Regions from separate parts of the Homo sapiens genome. Here regions 1 and 2 are each linked to region 3. Evidence: chromatin contacts called from ENCODE Hi-C or POLR2A ChIA-PET data. All regions are on one chromosome and are shown on one strand. Each heading gives the region's core, a stretch centred on a gene start or an enhancer-like site at or near the end of the contact. The rest is flanking DNA. Distances are from core to core; before and after follow the strand shown. Region 1 overlaps FOXJ3 (forkhead box J3). Region 2 holds the start of RIMKLA (ribosomal modification protein rimK like family member A). Region 3 overlaps FOXJ3 (forkhead box J3).

Region 1 (2,700 bases), core at 11-2,510, 82 kb before region 3:
ACAGAATATGTGCTCAGCAAATGTAAAGCCCCACTTTCACCTTTTGGAAATAGCTCTGGGAAGGCAGTGCTGGGGACAAGATGGGGCAAGGGCAGGGGGTAGGGAGAGGGGAATTCCCTCAGTAAGTATGAGAGGATTGTGCAAAAAACATGATGCCTGGAATCAAATGACCTGGATTCAAACCTCTGCTCTATCACCTGCCAACTGAAGAATCTAGACAAGTTTCTATACCTCTATCTGAGCTGTTCCCATGTCGGTAAAAGGAGGACCACAATATCTACTTAGCACAGCACCTGGCACATACTGAGTACCAGTATGCTTTATGTCCCATGTGCTGTCCTAAATGTTTAAATGTACTGATTTATGTAAATCCCACTACAACTCTAGGAGGCAGATACTATCCTCATTGTACTGGCGCTGCAAATAAGGAAAATGAGGCCCAGGGAAATCCAGTGACTTCCCCAAGTTCATGGAGCTAATAAGATGCTCACTAAATGGCAGCAATTACTGTCCTCAGGTAGTAATGCAAAGGACACAATCTCAGTGACCCCAAGGACTCTGGGGTCCTGGCTGTGGGGTTTCTGCACCTGGACTAGCTCCATTCTCACTTCTTCAATTACAGCAAACAACGGAGACCAATCAGTGTTGTAAATAGAGTTAACATAATATATTTATTTTAAGTGCCATTCATGCATATCAGTTCTGGCAGCAACAATCCTAATGACACTTGGAATATTTCTTTACAGCACTAAACAGTTACAAATAATGGTTGCCGTTCATCATAGAGGCAAAATATGAAATCGTGCAATAGCAAAACTGTAGAAACATTAAAACACTGACTGTCCAACAGCAGTACAGAGAGCAGGTTGTATCTGCACAAAAAGCCAATGCATTTTCATCACATATATACAATATAGATATGTACACATCACCCTCTGAATGAACAATATCAAAATACTCTATTCCATTTGAAATTATCCCCGGATTGATTCCCTCCCACTTCAAAGGACATCTGAGCGACACGTATTTACAAGAACACACATGAATACATTTACATTTCAAAAACTGCCACAAATGCCAGTCGGATTATTCTCCTGAACAGAGTGTCCCCATTTGTTTACATGCATTTACTATTCTTTCCCCCTAAAGTCTTCAGTCAATTTAAGCCCAAGACAGAACTTGTTCTGCATTAGCAACTACCATACAAAATGGCCACTAGAGGGACTCTCTGCACCTCACCAGGTAACCCTGTCTGGCCAGGGCCCACAGAAAAGGCCTGTCCTGGGCTCCTGGACCACCTGGATCACAGGAGAGTGGGATGGGTCTGGGTGAAGGCTTTGCCTCCATGGCCATTCTTGCTAAGTTTAAATTCTCATAAAAATATTCATCACTGCAAATCAGTAAATGATTGCCAAATGGGAAATTCGCTTCACACAATTTATAAAATCATCATCAGTGGTTCTACTCAAATCACTCAGTATGAGACTGCATTCCAATATCCAAATTGTTTAAAGTGCACATTGCTACCCAAGCAATTAAAACAGTTTCAAAACAGCTATTTTGGTGTCTAGAAAACAGTGACTTAAGCAAACCATTGAAAATCACCCCTCTTTTTTCAAGCATTTACTCTGCAGGCTGCCATCTCATCTTGCCTCTGATCCTTCTAAGAGGCGCAAGTTGGCTGCCTTTCCAGAATCCTCTGATTTTCGTTGATCCAAGGGGCTGGAACTGAGCTTCCTTTTTCATGCCAAGTAGGGTCCAAACAACAGAGAAACATAAAGCTCTTCCTTTCTCCCCAACCTCACCAGCCCTTACCATGGCTGGCTTCCCAGTGATTCATTCAAGGCAACACTCCATTAAAACACACACACACACACGCGCGCGCACACTCTCACACACAGCACACACACACAGAAACAAAAGATGTTTGTTTAGTTCAAGTAGAGATTACTCAACCATAGAATCACTAAGGCTAATTAAAGTGATTTAGCATGGCTGATAAGACCAGAGATGCTAAAAAGCAACTAGTGAGCAGTTATTACTCTTTGACTTGATGGAATATATTTCCCCATTAGAACTGACACTTTTTGGGGGGTCTAAAGAATCAATTCAAAATCTATTCATTAAAAAAAAACCCTCATTTCTTCTAGTTTTATCATAAAACTAAGATAATCAGTCCATGCAAACTGTGATATGATATGAAACAAAACAAACCACCACCACTAAAAAACCCGTAAGAGGGGCTGCATTTCAAAGAAAGGGACCAAATGTCATGCATACACAGACATACAAGACAACAGAAACAGCAGGCCACATAATATCTACATTAAACACTGAAGCAAATAAAACTGTAAGTGGCTCTATCCTCCTTTCAAGACAACCTAGATGAGTGGGGAAACCTGCTTTAGAAACCCTGCCCTGCTGTTGTTGCCCAAATGAAATCTGATTCAAATTCCAGAAAAATCCGATTTAACTAATAAGTCTGAATCAGCAAGAATGCCAAGACAGAGAAATCTATTCACATGGTAAAAGGAGTGATGATAGAGAATGACACAATGTCTCTCTGAGTGTCTTATCTGTAAATTCTTATCAAGAAAAGTAACGCTGGGCCAGGCGCAGTGGCTCATGTCTGTAATCCCAGCACTCTAGGAGGCTGAGGCAGGCAGACTGCCTGAGCTCAAGAGTTTGCAACCAGCCCAG
Region 2 (2,700 bases), core at 45-2,544, 120 kb after region 3:
GCAGGAGAACGGCATGAACCCGGCAGGCAGAGCTTGCAGTGAGCCGAGATCGCGCCACAGCACTCCAGCCTGGGCCACAGAGCGAGACTCCGTCTCAAAAAAAAAAAAAAAAAAAAAAAAGAAAAACATTGCTTGAAAAATAACTTTTGAAATTCCAGTATACAGAACTTTCCTATAGGCTCATCTTAGTGAGTAAATGCACACACCTGCACAATATTTACAGAGAAGCCTGTGCCTTCCCTGAGACAACTTACCCCATTTCTAAGTTGCCATTGCTGGGTCTACCTTGAAACTACTCTTGCTTCCCTAAGCCAAAAAAGAAATTAAAAAAAGGCATATTTTAATGAACTGGAAGAGCAAATGCAGTCTCCAAAAATGGCTAACTTCAATCCTGCAGTTATTTAGAAAGGAAAATCTGGCTTCAAACACTATTGTCTGCAGGCAGGGTTTGCAATTGGCCAGGACCAAGGACAGTGTTTAAAGATGACTCAGTTGTATGGCCTGGGGAGAGCGGGAGTGGTGAAGGGAGACCAGCCAGTGGTCCTTCTAACTGAAAAGGATGCTAGGTCAATTTTTTATGACCTCGAGTCTGTGAAGGCTCAGACCTGCTGAAACCTAGGAGGGGATGTCCAGTGTAAGAAAATCTGAGACCCCAGGAAATGCACTTTCAAATTATCTGAATGGGAGGTGGGTAAGACTCAACTTCCCCCTCTCCTACATCCTCCCCCACCCCCGTGGGGCTTCAGGCTAGGATTTCGGCAGAGAAATCCCTCTCCTTCCAATGCTTTAGGGTCCAACTGGGGACCTAGCCGTGTGACCTTCGCCATACCCCGGAATCTCCTTTGGGACGTCCCCGAGGCCCTCCCTGTCCGGGGCTCAGCAGGCGTCCGCCCGTGTCCCAGCCCCCGAGCGCCCGGGATCGCCTGGGAGACGCATCCGCCGCCCACTGCGCATCTCTGGCCCGTCAGCTCGGAAACCCTCCGAGCCTCACAGGGCCGCCGCCCCGGCCCCTCCTGCTCCGGCTGTCCCACCCCAGCCCGCAGCGCCACGTCCACCGGGTGTCCGGGGCCTGCCGGGGCTGCCCTCCTCCGCCTCGCCTGCGCCCGCCGGCGGCTCGCTCCCCGGAACCCCGGGTCCTTTCCCCCGCCGCCGCAAGCCCCCCACCCGCCGTCCTTCCCCGGCACCGCCCGCCAGGGTCGCTTCTGCAGCCGCCAGCGCCCGCCGCCGCGCGCTGATTGGCTGGCGGGGCCGACGGCGGCGCTGAGTGGCCGGGCGGATTCGCTGGGTCAGGGCTGCAGAGACGCCTGGCGCACCCGCGGGAGCGGAGCCGTGGCGCGCTCGCCCCGGACGCCGGCCGCCCCTCCGCTCGCCCTACTGAGCGAGCGGCCCGGGGCGCCGAGGGGTCCGCGCCGCGCGGGGCGCACCGCCCTGGCCGCCATGTGCTCCCAGCTCTGGTTCCTGACGGACCGGCGCATCCGCGAGGACTACCCGCAGGTGCAGATCCTGCGCGCCCTCCGGCAGCGCTGCTCCGAGCAGGACGTGCGCTTCCGGGCGGTGCTTATGGACCAGATCGCCGTCACCATCGTCGGCGGCCACCTCGGTGAGCGAGGCGGGCCCGGGGAGGGCAGGGAGGCGCGCCGGGGTCCACGAGAGCCGGTCGGGTGGGCGCGCTCGCCGGGCCTCCCGCAGCAGAGTCTCCTTCGGGCCCGCACACTAGCCGCACTCTAGCTGCGAGACTTCTTGGGGTTGGAGAAAGCCGCTAACCTTCATAGCTTCTTTAACCACCACCACCTGCCCCGAGGCCAAGATTCGAGAACGCGATTTAATTTACTTAGGGGACTTCATTTTGTGAGAAACCCGAATTCACCTGAAGCCACCCAGGTGTCCGAGGAAAATCAGGCTGTTAAACCCCACATTTGCAAATCCTGCTCGCATCAATACCTTGACAGTTTAGACTCTGAGGTTTCTAGAAATCCACACCAGATTTACAAAATTACTATTAAGATGACTGTTTTAAAAAAGTTTTTTGGGAGTGTGTGAGCATCAGTAATGTGCACCACATAGAATATTATTTCCAAACTAGAAAGCCACATATGGGGGAAATCTGAGAAAGATTGGAGTCACTTCTCGAGTGTAAAGTGGGAGTGTAGACCTTTGATGGGTTTAACTCATCCTTCTCCCTAGCAGCGTTGAATTCTGATTCCAGAAGAGCCGGGATTTCAGGTTCAGACAGTTCTGGCCTCACTGATCACTCCACTGCTGTGTTCAGGAGACTTTTGTGGGTAAGACATGGTTGTCATCTGTGGGTTTGACCTCAAAAGGTTAATTATTTTTTCGTATATCCTTAATACAGGCCTCTCTGATTTAGGAATCCCTGACGCAGAAAACCCTCTGGCTTGCTGTTTGAGTGTCTCTGGGGCTCCACTGGAGGCATCCAACCATTTCAGGGAGTCCAGGACTCAAAAGGATTTGCGCCCAGTTCAGGGTGCATCTTGGGATACTGTTCGCATTATTTCAACAATTATTAATGGTTAAATAAGCTCGTAATCTGTTACTTTGCTTTGGCAGGGGAAGGAATTTCAAATTCGGAAAGACTACTTACAAGTGAGATTTTGAATATGACCTGTTTCTGAGTGGAATATATCTGTTATAGATTTTTCATCTCCAAGTTTATCGAAGTCCCTCATACTTAATATCAGA
Region 3 (2,700 bases), core at 109-2,608:
CCTGACTTCTTTGGCTTTATACCATGCCTTCATCTTTTATTTTTTTAACCTCTCCCAGTTTATTTTGGCAATCCAACTTCAAAAGATTTGTTTGCCTTGTTTTCTCCCAACTTCTTAGGATGCTGTTCCTGGTAACTGCTCAGGCACAGCATTTGCATGCACCACAGATCTAGAGCAACCATACTTGGAGTTTCAATCCTGCTTTATAACTGTTCCCCAAACATAGTTAAGAATAGCACCACTTTCATTCTCAGAAGTTTCTAGCTTGGACAATAGGTTAAATAGCTACTGAGACCACAACACACAGTAAGTACTCAAAGGCAGTCTGCTTGTCTGGCTAGTTGACCGAATGAACATGTGGATAACAACTATTCCAATGCCTGCTTAGGTCCTTGAAATACCCTTTTTGAACAAATACAAGTTTTTATTACTTTTAAATACATTGATCATCAAATTAAGCCTAGAGTGTTAAGAAATTTACTCTTAATGGATTAAAATATGTAATTGGCATATTGACTGTGGTATAGTAAACAATTCCCCTAAATGTTAAAGATACTTAAAAAGTACATCCTATTAAGGGATTAACAGACATATCTTGCTTTTAAATCATAGTGCCAATCAATCCTTTTAGAAACTTTAAGTTAGAGATAAAGTTTTACTATATCATAACGAATTCCCAAGAAACAGATGGCTCACCTACATAATCCACTCACAAGGCAGCTTAACTTGACTATTATGTTACTACTTGAGTGTTATAGCTCAATATCTGTCAAGTCTAAGCCGAAAAGAAAGTAACTTGATGGTCAAATGATCATACAACTAACAAAAACATGTCTTTCAAATAGTGATTAAACTCTGATAAATCCGTGTGATGGAATATATGCAATGAAATGAAACAAAACTGCTGATATGCACAACGACATGGATAGCTCTCAAATACATTATACTAAAGCAAAAAAGCCAGACTCAGAAGGCCATGTACTATATGAGTCCCATTTATATGGCATTTTGGAAAAGGCAAAATTATAGGGACACAAACAGATCAGTAGTTGCAAAGGCCTGGGGATGAGGGAAAGGGCTGACTACCAAGTGACAATCTGGAATACTGTTCTCTATTTTGATTACAGTGATGGTTACGCTGTGTTTGTTGAAACTAATAGAATTACACACCAAAGAGTAAATTTCACCATATATAATTTTTTTTAAATTTCTAGGTATAATGTTATTTTTTTAAAGTAGTTTAGATCTGGAAAAGAAAAAAGAGGCCAACAACAACAAAATGTTCTCTTCCAACTTTAAAAAGAGAACAGAGAACACTGTATGTCTCAACAAAAGGCAGCTGCAACCACACTGCTCAAACAGTATTAACGTCAGGGCTCTAGGCCAAAACTTCTTTCAGCTTCTGCAGTGTTATCTCCCTGAATCAGACTCTCACTTCTATCTAACTCAATCTTTCTAATCTTCTGAATACCTTAGCTTTCTAACCTTGGTTTGTCTAATGGAATGCCTCACATTCATAATTCACCTCTGTCTCGACAATCACTCAATGGCACTAATCCATTTCTTCACTCTTGGATCTCACGTTAGTACTTATATTAATTCCCTTAATTCCTGATTCTACCCAGCTTTGCTCTGACTCGTCCCTCAGCTAAACTTGATCATATCCTCTTCCAGCCTTCAACTCGAGTTCTTATCTACCATGAGTTAAAATGACAAATGCTAGCAACCTCATCTATTCAAGTGCTTCAGAAGTGACAAACTCTAAAGTCTCCCTTGGGAAGCTGTATCAGTGTTTTTTCACTTCAATAAATATGACATTCTTATTTCGGTCCAACCAAACTCTTGCTTATCCTTCAGTCCTACTTCCTGTTTAGTTTGTACAGAAACACAGATAAACAGTCATCATCTTCTTTACAAAAATCATGCATTTACTTAAGACTAGCATTAAAATTATACTCTTATCTTCCTTCTTTAAGGTAATACCTACGACTCCTACAACACTGTTCATCATTTAATGTTATATTTTATGTTCCCTCAAACCTCTCCAGTTTTTCTACATATTTTTTAAAGAAAATGACCAAAATGGGATACCAGAGATTAACAAGCAATTTACAAATAAATATAACATAATACTAATATAGCCCCCCCAAAAAGAATACCCTTTGAAAAGAAAGATCAGTCAACTATGTTATGGTCCCTTATACTAAGCTACAGAATAGGAATAGAAAAAAATTCATAATTTGTGAGACGTGGTGGCTCACACCTCTAATCTCAACACTTTGGGAAGCCAAGGCAGGATGATCACTTGAGGCCAGGAGTTCAAGACCAGTCCAGGCAACATAGTGAGAACTCCATCTCCACAAAAAATTTCAAAAACTTAGCCAGGCATGGTGGCATGTGCTGTCATCCTGGCTACTCTGGAGAATCACCTGAGCCCAGTAGGCTATGAGAGCACCACTGCACTGGGCAAAAGGGCAAGATCCTGTCTCAAAAGAAATTTTTAAAGAAAAAAAAATCACAATCCTGTAAGTTTCAAAAGTTAGTCTCTTAGCAGTGAATTTGTTATTTCCTCACAAACCAGGAGAACCCAATCTCTATGGTCACTGAGGCTTTACAACTTCCCATTCCCAGGCAAGACAAAGATTCCCCAACCCCTACACCCCTAAAAACTCTTCTATGAATTAACTGTAGTTATTTCCC

Evidence for each region. A loop is a pair of places that touch in the nucleus more often than their neighbours do. ChIA-PET counts read pairs that join two places held with the same protein, here RNA polymerase II (POLR2A). Pooled maps may share reads with other maps.
Region 1: a loop to region 3 is called in a map of dorsolateral prefrontal cortex, with 3 times the contacts of the local background. The contact joins two enhancer-like sites. A Hi-C loop is called at or near these places in 1 of 168 maps with a recorded cell type or tissue (dorsolateral prefrontal cortex), 1 of 37 single-sample maps with no recorded cell type and 6 of 50 pooled maps. POLR2A ChIA-PET finds 5 or more read pairs at or near these places in 1 of 52 experiments (A549).
Region 2: a loop to region 3 is called in a pooled map, with 2.3 times the contacts of the local background. The contact joins the promoter of RIMKLA here to the enhancer-like site in region 3. A Hi-C loop is called at or near these places in 1 of 50 pooled maps.

The regions. Positions count from the first base shown.
Region 1 is chr1:42,175,896-42,178,595 of GRCh38, forward strand. FOXJ3 (forkhead box J3) reads right to left here. Exons shown (of 13, transcript NM_014947.5): 13 at 653-2,700. Among named protein-coding and RNA genes, the nearest start is that of GUCA2A, 13 kb to the left of the region's middle. Within about 2 kb of position 1,261, at least 6 of the 41 ENCODE cell types and tissues checked have a DNase peak (open chromatin) inside an H3K27ac peak, as active enhancers do; they include dorsolateral prefrontal cortex, where a contact is called at or near this core.
Region 2 is chr1:42,379,498-42,382,197 of GRCh38, forward strand. It overlaps RIMKLA (ribosomal modification protein rimK like family member A), which reads left to right and starts at 1,295. Exons shown (of 5, transcript NM_173642.4): 1 at 1,295-1,600. The coding sequence starts at 1,438. RefSeq lists silencers at 902-1,081, 1,092-1,211, 1,292-1,511.
Region 3 is chr1:42,258,178-42,260,877 of GRCh38, forward strand. The region is part of intron 4 of FOXJ3 (forkhead box J3); the gene reads right to left. Among named protein-coding and RNA genes, the nearest start is that of FOXJ3, 76 kb to the right of the region's middle. RefSeq lists a silencer at 1,267-1,316. Within about 2 kb of position 1,359, at least 6 of the 41 ENCODE cell types and tissues checked have a DNase peak (open chromatin) inside an H3K27ac peak, as active enhancers do; they include dorsolateral prefrontal cortex, where a contact is called at or near this core.